3 separate regions of the Mus musculus genome follow, and regions 1 and 2 are each linked to region 3. A link is a loop called in an ENCODE intact Hi-C map of the cell type or tissue named here. Cell type or tissue: heart. All regions are shown on one strand.

The links. Peaks named below come from ENCODE experiments on the same cell type or tissue, not always from the same donor. Only the 100,000 strongest peaks of a DNase experiment are listed, where the experiment ranks them.
Region 1: it touches region 3 in a loop (2.1-fold over the local background); 3 of 42 quality-filtered maps call a loop at or near these places.
Region 2: it touches region 3 in a loop (2.4-fold over the local background); 4 of 42 quality-filtered maps call a loop at or near these places.

The regions. Positions count from the first base shown.
Region 1 is chr2:48,454,987-48,457,486 of GRCm38, reverse strand. Gm13481 (predicted gene 13481) reads left to right here and starts at 222. Exons shown (of 6, transcript NR_166463.1): 1 at 222-374. In heart, a CTCF peak has its summit at 1,295; a DNase peak (open chromatin) is centred at 1,146; H3K4me3 peaks cover 350 bases; H3K27ac peaks cover 1,713 bases.
Region 2 is chr2:48,331,588-48,334,087 of GRCm38, reverse strand. All of the region lies in intron 1 of Gm13481 (predicted gene 13481), which reads left to right. Among named protein-coding and RNA genes, the nearest start is that of Gm25338, 52 kb to the left of the region's middle. In heart, a CTCF peak has its summit at 1,210; a DNase peak (open chromatin) is centred at 1,037; H3K4me3 peaks cover 534 bases; H3K27ac peaks cover 704 bases.
Region 3 is chr2:48,380,959-48,383,458 of GRCm38, reverse strand. The region is part of intron 1 of Gm13481 (predicted gene 13481); the gene reads left to right. Among named protein-coding and RNA genes, the nearest start is that of Gm25338, 2.1 kb to the left of the region's middle. In heart, no CTCF peak of the experiment used is centred here; no DNase peak of the experiment used is centred here.

The DNA.
Region 1 (2,500 bases), 74 kb before region 3:
GAAGATCCAAAAAAACTACCTATTGGGGGTTCACACTAAAGAATGAGGAAGAGAAGCCTTTGCAGCCATGAAGAAAGAGAGCCCAGGAAAGTGGAGCCTGCAGACAGGATTCCCTAGAACGCGCAGTTGTACACCAGTCAGCAATGCAGACACAAAGTCTCTCAAAGCACCTCAGGCACTTGCTTTTATCATAACACTGGAGAACAGCTCAGACTCACGTCACATCAGAAACGACCTTGCCAGAGTGGTGACTGCTCTCTGATCTGCTTCTGGGGCAGGACAGAATTCTTGGTCCCAAGCAGTCCCTGTTTCATGTACTTCAAGGCCAGTGGCATTTGAACAGAAAGAGGGCAGTGGAGAAGAAAGAACTTTAGGTGAGTCTCTGTTTCTTATGGTCATGTTACTTGACATGGGTGATAGCTCTGCTGGGCTGGGCTCTGATCATGAGCATAGGGACCTTGTGTACAGAGAAAGCTAGCTGTCCATAGGTGATAGTTTGGTGACATTTTGTAACTTTGTTTTGTTGCTTTGAGCTTTCAGAAGGCTGAACTGGCTAAAACAAATCCAGGGCTGGCTGGGACATGGAAACCTGACACAGATACGGAGACAAGCTGGTCTCTGAGTCCCTGTGGTTAACTAGGGTATAGTGGTGATGACACTTCCTGGGCTCCCTGAAGGAACAAGAGCCACCTCCAGCAACTGCTGAGTCATAGACCAAATACAGCTTTGCCTTCACACTCTGATGAAAAAAAAGAAAAAAAAAGACGTTGTCTCTACCATTTGCTCATAATATGTAGTCATTATTTCAATTAGCACACTGCTTTATCATGGCCCCCTTTTCATAAGTATGTCAATCAAAGTTGGTGTTTTCTCTCATAGCTTTAGGTTCTGTATAATATAAGCCTCATCTGCTTAAGCTATTTCATGTCATGTACTTCTCATGTGACTTGCACTCAGGGGCTCTCGAACTACTTTCCACACTGATGGCTTGCCAGCTGTCCTACTATTAAAGCCAGTACCCTCCAACCTTTGGGTGGCAAACATCTCAAGGGCCTCTCGCATCATACCACGGGATGCTTGTAACCTCGGGGCTGTTTAATCCCAAATGTTGTCCTTTGCAAACTCTTCTCCTGTTACTAAGATGTCCCTTTCATCTTCTGACTTCCTGCTTCCTGCATTCCTGTTATTTATAGTAGCCCAGGAACAAGCCACTCCCAAATTTCTCAAGAGGATTTACAGTTGCTACTTGCAATTCCTCACCCAGCTTCTGCCTCCACCCCCTGCAGCCCGTGTTCTGCTTTAGCCCATCTGCTCTTTTCCCAGGAGTGAGTGGTGGCATTGTTCCTCAGTCCAAAAGCCTGTTTTTCAGTCCTTGGTATTTTAGCTAATTCATCTCTGTTGGTCCCCTTTAGTCTTGGTGTCCTGGCATCTGGACAGTGCCTTTTTTTTTTTCTTCTCCTTTTGTGAACTATTTTTTGGTTTTTCTTCCAAAATATGAGCAATTCTGAAGTCTGAGCTTCTTTCTAAATATCAGTTCAGGGTGACACAGAATGACAGCCGTGAGATCTCTTCTTTTTGGACAGCACCTACCGTCTTTACTTAGAGTCTCAAATCTTCAAGCTTTAGACTCATAAGCTCAATTTTTTTATTTTCCTGCTCTCCAGCATGACTGGCTCGACCCTCCAGACCACTTTGACTTGACTGTACCACCCCAGCACGAGCTCTCAGATAATTCTGAGTAGCTGTAATCCCTAGATGAGCAATCAAGAGACAGCATGAGAGGGGCTTATCAGGAGGAGACTGAGAAGCTTAGGTACGTCCCTTCCTCAACGATATATTAGTAATTAACAACATCACAGAGGTAGACGTTTCCATAAGCGAAAAGCCACCCATATACCCATACTTACAGTAGCACATGCTCCTGTAACCCAAATTAAACTCATTGGTTTGCCAAACTAGATTTGTGTGGAATCATTTCTTTGGTCTGTTATTGATACCCTTTCTAGGGGTGATGCCATATTTGTTCGATTCTCTTCAGGACCAATTTTGTTAAGATAATACCTGCCCCATCACTCTTATCAGGGTTTTACATATTTTTATTTCCCACTTTAACCACCATGGTGCACGCAGGTAACTATAATGATGGTTTACATAGACCGTGATTCTCTATGAACAGTAAGGACAGTAAGCCATTTCAAGATCTCTGGGGTCAGAGTGTGCAATTTAGAAAGCCCTATAGGTAGTTTGGGTATGTCACCAAGGGAAAATGTTTCTCTCTCTTTCTCCCTCTACCTTGAACATCATTCTCCTGAAGGCTTTGCGGTTAGATTTCCTTCTTTCCTGTAAGTTCTGATAGATTCACTTTGATTCTCAGTGAAGATCCAGCAACAACTTTCCCTTCTCCAGTACATTCAATTATTCTCTCTGTTACTGCGTAGAACTCTTAATTGCTTAGCTTGGCATCCCTGATATCATCCTTAGTATCACGGCCTTTTACTTC
Region 2 (2,500 bases), 49 kb after region 3:
TCATCTTCCTTGGGCTCTCATATCTGTGAGAATGAAGGCAAAGCAGGAGGCAGCATGGCCGATTTGGAGAATGGATTAGCTTTCTTAAGTGCACAGGGAATATGGCTGCGAAGCAGAAACACTCCCATGATGCCCGGTTGGCTGCCTGGCGTTTCCAGGGCTGCCTGCTTTCTGCAGGAAAAAGATAGACCGGTAGACAGTTACACCATACTAATACTCTATTATTTTCTAACATCATGAGTTCGTTCTGAAATGAAAGTGTCAGCAATTGAGCTTTGCTTCTATCACTGTTGTTCTTCAAGTTTGCATAAAGTAAGGGGCGGGGGAGTGCAGTTCTCAGAGATTCTTAGTTTACTTTATGACCCTGCCCATATTCTAACAAGGTGTCTCTGACATAGGGATAGCCCGGTCTAGCCTGTCTTCTTGGATGTAAGGAGACAGAATATCTAACACTTATGTCACTGATTATACACATATCAAGAAGCCCTTTGGGCTTGGCTTTTTATTTTTATTTTATTTTTTTTGACTATATTTCTTATTGTTTTAATTTCACCTAAATTCACAGGAAATTCTACACACGTCAAAGGGAGCAAAAAGTTTGCTCTCCACGTTTATCCGAGGCGGTTACTTAGAAGGGGCCTGCCGTGGTCCATCTTTAATAGTGATCTTCATCTTTGTTTTTGGAGAAATGGCTGGAGTTTGAAGCACCGGGAAGATCATGATGGGTGATCTATTTAGGATCGGAAGCATTTTGAACATCCCACACATGACCACTTGTTCTAACTAAGCACAAGAGGTTTGCACACAAACTTTGCGGGGCCTAATGTATTGATAAAATTATCGAAAGAGTAGGCTCCAATGTGATTGCCTTGCTTTAAGGCAGCCTGAGGCAAGGGACCTAGTTGGAAATTGCCATTTGGTTTTCCAATCCATTAAGGGCCCGGGAGATTTGCCCTTTGCTGCCAGTTTCACTTTCAATTTCACATTGACACTTCCTTTAATTTTGTTTAGGAAACCGAGTTACCAAGCTACAGACGTGACGGAGTTAGAAGCGGATAAGCTTCCAGCGATAGTGCAGCTTAGAAAGGGAGAAAACTATTGTACATCCAGCGTTCTCTGGGGAGGGTAAGCCTGGACTTTTCCCGCTGTTTCCTGGTTGGCAGCTGCAGAGAAGAGACCTAGTGGCTCTGCATTCTCTTTTAAGAGGGTAACCCCCCCCTCCCCCCCAGCCCCTTGTGGCTAAGGCAGGCCTCCTCGCAAAAAGCATCTCAGATACCAACTGGCGATAGCTCAGGTATCAGAAGGAAAAGAAAGGGGAACAATTCCTTCAGGCTATCAAAGCACTGTTTTCTCTTTCACCTTGGTGAGCATCTGAAAGACATGCCTATGCTTTCAGTCTTGGGGAAAGTGATCCCCTTTGCTGATCTCTCTGGAGATGAGGGATCGACCAGTTTCCTACGTGCCCCTGATGGCAGAGAACAGTTCCAGGAAACAAGGAGCCGGACACACTCCACTTTGTGTTTACTAACGCGCTGCATGCAGCCAGCAGGTAGCTTGCTGTAATGGCTGTCAAGGGTACAAAAAATATTTTATACCTTATTTTAAAAATAGTACATTTATCCTAGCAGTCCCCACTTTCTGGAAGATAAAGCTGATTTGTCATTTGCAATTGAAATAAGAAAAGTCCATTCTTGATAGAAGTTGAAGAGGGGAGTCACCTGAAAGTACTAAAGAAATAGCTGAGACAGGTATCTATGAAGTCCTGGTAAATTCTAGTATGTAAATTGGGTTAGGAGATGTGGACACAGGCCATAGCACAGAGGATCCAGAGGGGGAAAATAATTTGAAATTTCTTAATTTAAAAATCGTTCGTAGGTCTATATGCTATATAAATATCACACAAAGAGGTTGTGGTCTGACCCTCCCTGGTCTCTCACAACTTCAGCTTCTAGAAGATGCCATTATTAGAAATGCTATCAGGAGTTTAAAATTCACAGCGTGGATTTTAAAATGAGCAAAAGGCAGTGTTCAGCTCTGGGCTTATAAAGCTCATACTTGATGTGTCTGTTGAATATTTGAAACTAATTCTACAGCATGGAGCTGTGAGAACCCATTTGCTTTCCTGATTTAGTGCCTCTAAATCCATTCATTTCCATGCCTGGAGCTAATATTGTTTCCTTACGCCCAATTCAACTGGGTAACACCCTGGGAGGCTTTATGAAATTACCAATACCAAAGGACAAGTGCAGCTATTCATTAATTAGAAGAGACAATTTATAGAGACAAAAAAAATAGAAAGTGCAAACTTTGTATTTATTTATTCATTAAAATATGCCAAACCCTGCCCCCTGGAAGATAGGAAGATAGCCACATTTGAGAAAAATACGAGAGGAGGCAGAGCAGTCACCATGTCCTTCCAGTGTGAGTGTGTGCTATTTGTAGCATCCCCTAGGAAGCATTACTGGAGATCGGTGGTGTTTGGCAGTTGTGGGTTTGATTC
Region 3 (2,500 bases):
TTCTGGTACATAGTTGAACTATTGAAGAAATACATAGATTTGTAAATTTTTTTTCAAACTTGAAATGTTTTCTTTAGTGCTGTTTTTATGTACTTCCTGAATTTCTTGAGGAATTCCTATGATTCTGAGTCTGATTTGTGCTTTTTGATTATACTTGTACTGACTATATTATTTTACACATATTGGTATAGTTTGAACCTGGACTAGATCCTAAAACCTACATGTTAAAAACCTGGTCACCACTTTGGTGCCATTGCAAGGTGGTAGAAACCTTTAAGAAGTATGGTCTATTGGGAGGGTTTACATAATTGGAGGTGTTCTCTTGTTATGGGTTGTGGGGCATTTGTATTTTTCTCTTTCCTCTTCCTAGTCACCATAAGGTAAAGAGCCTTGATCTTCAAGATGTTTCCAACTGAGGTGTACTATGTTGCCAAGAGCAACTGAGCCAACTCATAATAGATGAAAACTTCCAAAACTCTGAGCTACAATAAACTGTTTTCTTTACAAAGTGATTTATCAGAGATTTTTTTCTTTTGGTAGAGTTTTTATGGAAAGCTGGTTAACACACATACACACACATATACACACACACATGCACACACATGCATACACACACACATATACTTGGGGAGAGAGAAAGAGAGAACAACAGTATTCATGGACATGTATTTCTACACACATATAAATATGTAGTAAGCACAGATTTATGTAGAAACACACATAATAAGAGCATGCAAAGACACAGTGGTTTATGTAGTTTGTGCACCTATGTGTAAGAAAAGAGAAGAAAATGATATTATTTTCCTAACTTCTTAGGAATTTTCATAAAAATTTAGGAGACAGTCTCATGCATGACAACTAATTGCCATTTTGTATTGAAATTGCTATTCCTTTTTGAGGCTTCTACTTTTTTGTTATAATTTTCTTATTTATATTACTATTTTTTATATCCCATTCACTATCTCCATCGCAGTCACCCCCTCCTCAAATCCTTCCCCTCTGCTGACCTCCCATTCTTTGAAGGGTGGGGCTCCCCTGGTATTCCACCTCCTTGATGCATCAAGTCTCTGTGAGGCTAGGCACAGCCTCTCCTCCTGAGGCAGCCCAGCTAGAAGAAAGCATCCCATGTACAGACAACAGCTTTTGGGACAGCCCTCATTCCAGTTGTTCAGGACTCACACGAGGACCAAGCTGCATATCTGTTACATATGTGTTCTTTGGTCGGTGATTCAGTCTCTGAGAACTCCAAGGGTCCAGGTTAGTTGACTCTGTTGGTCTTCCTGTGGAGTTCCTATGCCCATTGGAACCTTTATTCTTCCTCCTGTTCTTCCATAAGTGTTCCCAAACTCCATCCAGTGTTTTGCTGTGGTTGTCTGCATCGGTCTGAGTCAGCTGCTGGGTGGATAGAGGCTTCTAGTTTAAATCTGCGGCAGATAAAATCTACACAGAACCGTTTCAGTGATATTAAGAATATTCTCAAAGGAGAGAAGAAAACAAAGTATGACTTCATTGTCTGCAGAATTAGGCTCTTCTTTCACTTTGTTCCAAATAGTAACCCCTTCCCCCCGCCTCCCCCCCTCCCTCACGGGGCTGGGTTTGGTCTCTTACCGGAATTTGCTAAACACGAGTCTAGTCTGGTATTAAAAACCGAACGAAACCAAGCAAAATGCAAATGTATCTAAAAGAACAATTTCCATAAATTCATTTAGAAACTCATTTGGCAAGGAAGTCTTTTGAAAGTCCAACTCAACCTGAACAGACTTTTTTAGAAGCCCGTTTCCTGTTTTTCTCTCCAGGAAACACAGAGAATAGTGTTTTTGAAAGAGTTCCAAGTTCCTGGTTGGAGATCAGCTTCCTCAGTTAATTTCGAATCTCTTATGATTGAGGTGTATCTGAACGTCAGAACAACGTTTGCACTCAGACCCCTCAAGTCCGGTGCCTATTTGTCCTCCCCGCCTTACCTGGGACTCTTATGTAAATCCTCTTTAAGCATAAGTGGTTATTACTTCCTGTGATTGTTTGTGTTCTCGGTACTTGATGGACACTTTTTCCTCCACATATACATTATTTATTTAGGAGTGGCATAGCATCTTGCTGAAAAACATGGGTCACAGAGTCAGAGGTTTGGAGGAAGCCTAATTCTTTCCCTTATCTGGTGGCCTTGGACCAAAGGTAATGTGTGTGCTTCAAAATTTCTATCTAAAAGAAATAAAAGATCTCTTCATTGAAAGAGCTTATGTACATTAAAGCACACAAGAGGACACCAAAAACACTTTGTGCCAGATGTACTTCTGTTATTGCCTCGTTAAATAAAATCATCAGTCTAAGAAGACTGTACTTTAAGTTGATGTAATTCCTCCTGCAGCAAAGAATTCAGCTCTTAATAGATACCATCTGAGGAAAAATCTAGAACGTCCCAAGTTCTACAGGTTATCTTTACTAAAAAGAGGCCAGCTGCTTCATTTCTTTTAAATGTTTACCAGAGTATTTGGAACTTAGT